Regions from separate parts of the Mus musculus genome. Here region 1 is linked to region 2. Evidence: chromatin contacts called from ENCODE POLR2A ChIA-PET data. All regions are on one chromosome and are shown on one strand. The core of a region is the stretch at or near the end of the contact, and the rest is flanking DNA. Distances in the headings are between cores, read along the strand shown. Region 1 holds the start of Canx (calnexin). Region 2 holds the start of Sqstm1 (sequestosome 1).

Region 1 (3,806 bases), core at 676-3,175, 110 kb before region 2:
TCAATAGTAATGTAGCCAGTGAGAAAAAAAAAACTGGGTGGAAACATGAGTACTGTTGCTTCAAGTAGGATCAAATCAAGTAAGAGAGATTGGGGATGAAGACATTGAGAAAGAATTAAGACTTAGAGACTGATGTCTAACCACTTATATTTTTGCTGACTGTTCAACACCAAGCTTCTAGAAAATTTTAGATAAGTAATAACTTGTGTTGGATGAATAAGCTATCTCTGATAAATAAGGCTCATCAATTCCTGAAGGTCTACTCAGGTTAACACTAACTGACTTGAAGGTATATGCCTAGTCTCTTTGTATTTGCTAACTTTGTTAAGGTTTAGCTGTTTGGATAAACTGAAACATAAAAGAAACTTGTAATATTCTATAATGACACACCATGAACAGACCAGAAGACTGACGTTCCCAGTCTCTTTGTGGACAGTATAGTTTAGAGCCATCATGTCCTCATTTTTATTAAAATTTCACATTTATTAATGTATGTATGTGAATTTGTATAGAGGTCAGAGTACAATTCAATCTCTTCTTTCACCACGTTGAGTTCTGGGAATTAAATTCAGGCCATCAGGTTTGGTGGCAAGTGTCCTTACCTGCTGAGCCATCTCCATTGCTCCCAAAACATTTTTAGTATATGGATCCCCCAAATACCTGAGAGTCACTTTTTTGCTCTTCTGTACAATTTTCTCATCTCAAGAACTTCCTTCCAACTCCACCTACAGAAAATTTGCATATCTATGAGGTCCAGTTCAAGTCTTTGTCAGTTTAGACAGAAAAGTTCTGCCTCAACTCCTCTACTCCTTCAGTACTGACATATTTTAACACCTCTCTGCAGAAGTCGATTTTTTGGCTTTCTTAAATTCAAGGCCATCTTGGGTAACACAAGCCAGAACTCAACCTAAGTAAATTTAGAATTTTTTTTTAAATTATGTGTACTGCCTGTGCCAAGCTGGCTTCAAATTTTCATTTTGAACATGCTCTTTATAAGGCAAATAAGGAAAGCAATTTCTCTTCTTTAAAATTAGGGAGAGAGAATTGGCGGTTACTAAATTGACCCAAACATCAAATCCTTACTGCCTTTCTCTTGGGGTGGCAGGAACAAAGCTCGTTTCACATGTAGAAAAACCTGCTGTTTCTTTCCACATTATTCAAAGCTTTGGGTCACCAAATACAACCCGAGGCGATCAGGATTCTCAAGGATCTAGCCAAATCCTTAGCCACTTCAATCTTACAGCGTTATCAGCATATTGAAAAACGAGTGGGTTATGAAAAGGCTATTTTAAATCTGCACATGGCATCACCCTTTTCCTCAACTCTGTCGCTTAGGTATGTCTGATTTTAACGACTAAAATCAGGAAACAGCACGGGCACATGGGAAAGTGACTCCATGTGGCTTGATTGTGAATCTAGGTAGTGTTTTGTTAGGTAAAGAGGTCTCAGGCTCCTGAGCTCAGGGCGATGACTCCGCAGGAAAGGCGGTGTCTGCTACCCAGAGGGATTTCACTCACTGCGCAAGCACACCGCCCGACCTCTCACCATTTGTGATGAAGGCCATAGGTCCCAGGCGGGGTTGGGACAGAGTTCCTAACTCAATGGGTCGGAAAGCCGTCTTCTGGATGTCCAACACACCCGCCCTGAGGGACTAGGGCGACCCACGCGAGAACGCGTGCCAGATCCGTCCGCCCTCCGCGGCGCGCGCCCGCCCGTTTGGTGACGGCCCGCCTTCCTCCTTCATACCCAATCAGCAACCACTTCCTGCCTCGCTATTGACCAATCACCACGCTCCACGAAGAATAGCCCTAGGGGGCGTATGGGAAGGCGCTTCGAGCGATGGCTGTATCTACCAATAAATTCTTAGATCTTGCGCAAAGGGGCGGGATCTGACGTTCGTTTTAGCCACTCAGGAACGAGGGGCGGACGCGGGGTTGGGCTTCGTGCGGTGGGGCTCGCTCGCGCGGCGGCCGTAGCCGAGGCCTCTTAGTTCTGCGGCACGTGACGGTCGGGCCGCCTCTGCCGCTGTCTCCACTGCAGCACGGGGCCGGGTGTGCGGGTGGGAGAAGGTGAGGGAGCCGCCAGTGGTCCCCGGGAGGCTCGAGGTGAGACGGGAAGCGTGTGCGGGGATCTCAGGCCCGGGACGAGCCTTGGGGGACTGGGCGAGCGGCGCCGTGGCGGAGGGGGTCGGGCGTGGCTGTAGGCTCGACGACTGAGGGGTCGGGCGGGCTTTCGAATGGCGCAGGCCTGGGCGGACGCGCAGGGCAGTGAGGAGAGCGGCCGGGTTAGAGAGGCTAGCCTGGGCAGCGCCGCCGGGGTCGGGAGGCGTGGCAGGTGTCCTGGGGTTTCCCTTGACCTCTGAGAAAGCTAACAACTTCCTACGGCTTTGCTTCTAGAGCTTTCTTAGGCCCTGGCCAGGCCCACCCAGAGGTGGGCTGAGTAATCCGGTACAGGTGTGGTATTAGAATTCGGCCTAGTAGGTAGCCCAAATAGCAGGGAAAGGTGAAGTAAATCCAGAGATAAGCGTTACAGATTAGAAAATAACTTGCCCAAAGGGAAGACTGGACCATAGCATCCTGATGAGGGAGTAGAATGTACTAGAACGTGTACCGCTTGAGAAACTTAAGGCTTAACTATTAAAGCACCTGCCTATTCGGTGGTGGATAGATAGTAATCCAGTGTGGGTGTTCACAGGACCTTAAGAGCAGGAGATACAAGCGAAAGTTCAGTTAGTGAGGGGAGGAAACTGAGGCCTAGAAGTTTGAAATGACTGGCCCAAGGTCATACAGGTAGTTCTAGTCATCCAGTTGGGATTGTAACTGAGCACTAGACCGTTTGGGTTAAAAGTCCTGGTTCAAGCACCTAACTGCAATTAATCGGGGGAGTGGGAATTTGGGAGATTTTTTTTTTCTACTTTAGGGCTCAGTCCCCAGGAGTAGACAGAATGACTGATGGGCCTTGTATTGAATTCCGAGGGAATGGGAATGAGAAATTGGATGTGTAGTAAAGGTTCAGTGGGTAGGAATCGAACTGGCTTCTTGAAATCCGAATGCCTTGGTCATTACACTGATACACTAATGTTTATATTGAAGGCCTGTGTGCCAAGACCTGAGGACACATTGATGACACTTTGTGTATTAACTGCTGGTCATGACACTAGTGATTGCATTGCTAGTTGTGTGAAGTTAAACCAAACTGAATACTAAAAGCTTGGCAAAGTTGAGCTACAGTCTCTTTACCCTTCAGAAATGGAAGAATCTGCCTGTTTTTTAAAAATAATTTGCCCTCCCACCCCTTTAAAGGGGGACAAGTTGGGTTACCTTAAAAATCTTTGTATATTTTCCAGTAACCTTTGAAAGGGCATGAACAGAATCAATTCTCATGTTGTACTTATACTGTAATTAAGCTTACAGGCCAGGCAGGGGTACACTACAGGTGAGCCAGGCCCTGAAGAACTGTATATAGTAGTGAGCCATTCACAATAGGAGTTTACCGAACTGTCTGTGAATGGGTGTCACCTCCTTGCTATCTTAACTCAACAGTGCAATTAACTCCTTAATCTTTCAAGAGCCACAAGGCATGTGCATCTTGACAACACACCTTGCATCCTTGTCCTGCAGAGGTCACTTGCCCAGTAAGAGAACTTTGAGGGAGTAGAGTGGCAGTTGCTAAGAATAACTGCAGAAGACTGTCCAGCATGATAACTTTAATTCCTATCCTTTAAAAATGGGAATGAAAGAAAGAAAGAAAGAAAGAAATGGGGATGAGTGTGCTACTTGCTTTGCCTTTGAGAGGGCAGATACTAA
Region 2 (4,080 bases), core at 1,327-3,826:
CCTCTGAAAGTTCACTTTGCTGTCGGGTCCTCCAGAGACCCCTCCCGAGACCCTTCTCCAGACATCACACCCTCAAGGACCTTTTCCATCCTGTCTGCTGGCACTGGACCGGATGGCAGCAGCTTGGGATCCCCCTGTTATGACCATGATCATGGGACTCTGACTCATAGCCGCCCAGGCCACCTGACCACAGCAAGCAGAAAGGGCCCTACCAGGGGGTTCCCCAGCCACCGCCTTGTTTACCTCCCTGGTTGGCCTGGGAACTCAGGAGAGAGCCTGAGTCGCTGTAGGCTGTAGGGCATGCTGGCCTGGCCTGGAACCCAGGGCATCTCCCCATTTCTCTTTCTTCCACTGGTGACAGAGTAAAGGATTTCCCCACAGTTCCCCATTGGCTCAGACATTCCATAGGAAGTTTGGTCTGATTGAAGCTTTAAGGCTGTCAGGCCACTAGACTGCTGAGTCACGCTTGGCCAGCAGCTGACATCGGGATACAGCCTTTGCGTCCCCACTGTCCTCTGCATTAGCAGAGGGTCCTGCAGGATCAGGGGCCTTTTCCTGGGCTAGCAACTGTTGGAGAGGAAAGCCTAAAACTGGGATTGTCCTCTGGGGCAATAGGTGTGTACCTTCTAGCCACCAGGGAAATGGCAGTCACACCTGTGTGGCAAATCACTGTCCATTGCTGAGTTTTCCTAAAATTACAGATTTTTCTGCTCTCACAAAACCAATTCTGAGAGAGGTCCAGGGAAGACATGATAACTGGGAGAGGGGCCCTAGGAAGCTGGTGTGGAGACCCTGCCTCAGGGAGACGACTTGAGCTCCAATTCTGCCCTGCATGTCTTCTCCCATGACTTTGACTCAGCAGGTCTAGTCCTATGGAAAGGACCATACCTAGAAGGCCTTACAGGGTGACACCCTTCTCAGCCTCTAGCCTTCCCAGGACTGGGTTCCTGCTAAGAGCTCATTTTACTTTATTCATTTAATTTGTGGTTTGTTTTTATTTTTCCCTGAGACAGGGTTGCTCTGTGTAGCCCTGGCTGTCCTGGAACTCACTCTGTAGACCAGGCTGGCCTTGAACTCAGAAATCCACCTGCCTCTGCCTCCCAAGTTCTGGGGTTAAAGGCATGTGCCACCACTGCCCTGCTTAATTTGTTTTTTTTTTGAGAGTAGGACTTGCTATGCAAGCCTGGCCGAGCCTTGAATTAGAATTCCTCTTGACTCAGCTTCCCAAGGGCTGGGGTTACAGATGTGTGTCATCATGCTAGCTAACAGGTCACTCTGGCCACAGAAAGCAGCATTTCCTGGTTTTGGCGTTTGTATTGGGGGTTGAACCTAAGATGTAACACATACTAGGCAGGTGCTCTGTCACTGAGCTATATCCCTATGCACCAAATTCCCATTAATGATATCTCCCGGGTATATCCCTACTAAGCTAAATCCTCATGACCTGTATCCCTACTAAGCTAAATCTCTATAAGCTGTATCCCTACTAAGCTAAATCTCCTGTATCCTTACTAAACTGTATAGCCAGATTCTTTATTCCCGCCCCCCAGCACCCAGACTTTTTTTCTTTCTTAGAAGCCTCATGCAGCCAAGGCTGGCTTTGAACTCTGGAACCTCTGACCTCCCAAGTACTAGGATCACTTTCTATTTTGAAACAGTTTCACCAAGTTGCTCAAGCAGAATATCTTGAACTTGGTCTTTTCCTGCCTCAGCACCTCAAACAGCTGGAATAACCAACCTGTGGCACAGGACTGGCTATAGCTTGTATTTTGGTTCCTAGATGGAGGGCAGGTGGTCTGATCCCTTTGTGCTTTGAAGCCACTAAGGCCTGAGATACATGTACCTTCCGAGAGAGAGAGAGAGAGAAAGAGAGAGAGAGAGAGAGAGAGAGAGAGAGAGAGAATATGAATGTGTGTGTATGTGTGTGTGTGTCTGGGCTGCAGTGAGGAATCTCTGGTTGCAATGAACAGGTTGTGACTACTGCTGCCTCTGGAGCCCTGGCTACCCCTCTTACAGGGTGGGTTTGTGAGAAGTCACCAGTGCTTGTCCAACACCTCTCAACCTGATCTTTGTTAAATTGGGTGAGGCCTAAGATGGTGGGTGATGTTCCTTTATTCAGTGAGGGGCTGGTCATGGTGGATGCCTGGAAGGGGGTGGGAGTGGGGGCTACTACCGGGGACACTATGTTTAGGAGGGTCGGAATAGCATCCTGTGAGACAGCCTGTTTGGCTAAAAGAATGGCTACCTGACAGTAGACATCTGTGTCCTCCTAGCTTCTGGGCCGTACATCCCCCCTGGCTTGGGGACGACACTGCTGAGTCATAGGCAGGCCCAAGCCTGGGAGGTACCTAGGCTCGATACTTACGGGTCCTTTTCCCAACGACTTGAGGCTGAGGCTGGTCTCTTGTGGTCACCCATGTATTCGGTGGGAAAGAAAAGAGTAGGCAGTGGGGTCGTCTCGACCCCGTACCTTTCAAGGGTCCCATCAAGGGGGCTCCAGCGGCCGCCCCAGCCTAGGGGAGGGGCGGGGCTCATAGAGGCTCCGCCCCCACGAGGCGGGGCTCCCCCGTTTTCTATAAAAGCTGGGCTCTCGGCGCCGCCGCTGCCCAGCTGTTTCGTCCGTACCTAGACCGCGGTTATGGCGTCGTTCACGGTGAAGGCCTATCTTCTGGGCAAGGAGGAGGCGACCCGCGAGATCCGCCGCTTCAGCTTCTGCTTCAGCCCGGAGCCGGAGGCGGAAGCCCAAGCCGCGGCCGGCCCGGGGCCCTGCGAGAGGCTGCTGAGCCGAGTGGCTGTGCTGTTCCCCACGCTGAGGCCTGGCGGCTTCCAGGCGCACTACCGCGGTGAGGGCCTGGGGCGGGGAAGCCAACCTCCCCCGCCAGGGAGTAGTAGGTCTGGGCGAGGACGAGGCGGCGTGTCCTCTGGCTCCCCGCGGGGACAGGGTGGTCAGGCGGCCGCTCAGGTTACATCTAACATCCAGCGGTTCGCTTGCTCCCCGTAACGCCCGGTGGTGGGTTCAGTTAAAGCCCCGGAAGACCTGGGACCAGGCAGACGTGGAGGAGGGGTGGAGAGGAGTGACGCGGATAAATAAGCAGCGGGGGCGGGGTGGGGCAGCCCGTGGGAAGGGAGGTAGGGGACCCCGGAACTAGCTCAGTCTCTTGCGTTGGAGTGGCTGGTGGCTGCATGGGGTGGAGCTAGAGGTTGTTGACAAGAGACGAGTGGACAAGACCCTCCCTGTGGGAGGGAATGGTTTTGCGATCTCTATGGAGGACTGTGGGTAGGCCAGGTTGGTTGGTCAGTCTCTCTCTTTTCTGAAATAAAGCCACGTAGCCTGATTGGCCTGGAATTCACGAGTGGTTTAGGCCGTCCTCAATCACTCCAATCCTCTTGTCTCAATTTTCTAGTGCAGGAATCACAGGGACTACTGGACAGAAAATTTTCAGTGTAACTGCGTTATAACCTAGGACCTGTGCAATTCACCCAGTAAAAGTGTATAACGATTATTCTTTCGTATTAGCAGAGACAGGTCTTACTATATGGCCGGGATGGCCTGTATCTCTAAATTGTCCTTCTGAGTCATCTTTGTGCTAGGCATCCAGTCCAGGGCTTCATGCATGTTAGGCCCTCGAGCAACTGAGCTACCTCCCCAGCTCCTTGCATTTAAAAAAAAAAAATGAGTTGTATAACTATTTTCACATTCGGCTTAGAATCTCTTCATTGTTTTATAAATTTTATTTATATATTACATAAAAATTATATAACAATTATTGTAATAATTATTATTTTATTATATAATTTTTTTCCTGTTTGTCATCTTGTATCCTTTCCAGTTCCAGGCAATGGCTGGTCTACTTTAGTATTCATTTTACTATTAGGAATTAGAACACATTAAAATGGCTTTTTTTTTTTTTTTTGGTTGCTTTTTCAAGACAGGGTTTCTCTAGGTAGCTTTGGCTGGTCTGTAGACCAGGCTGGCACAGTGAATCTTTGTTCATTCACTTATTAATATGTCTAAGGCCCATTTGTATTACAGCTCTCACTAGTACATCTTCCCCCCTCCAGTACTGGGAATTGAACCTA

The links. ChIA-PET counts read pairs that join two places held with the same protein, here RNA polymerase II (POLR2A).
Region 1: POLR2A ChIA-PET joins it to region 2 with 20 read pairs in embryonic stem cell. The contact joins the promoter of Canx here to the promoter of Sqstm1 in region 2. POLR2A ChIA-PET finds 5 or more read pairs at or near these places in 4 of 5 experiments (Patski and embryonic stem cell).

What each region holds. Positions count from the first base shown.
Region 1 is chr11:50,323,792-50,327,597 of GRCm38, reverse strand. Canx (calnexin) reads left to right here and starts at 1,925. Exons shown (of 15, transcript NM_007597.3): 1 at 1,925-2,105. It overlaps Gm46280 (a long non-coding RNA gene), which reads right to left and starts at 1,846. Exons shown (of 2, transcript XR_001780205.2): 1 at 1,546-1,846; 2 at 442-725.
Region 2 is chr11:50,209,316-50,213,395 of GRCm38, reverse strand. Sqstm1 (sequestosome 1) reads left to right here and starts at 2,576. Exons shown (of 8, transcript NM_011018.3): 1 at 2,576-2,843. The coding sequence starts at 2,639.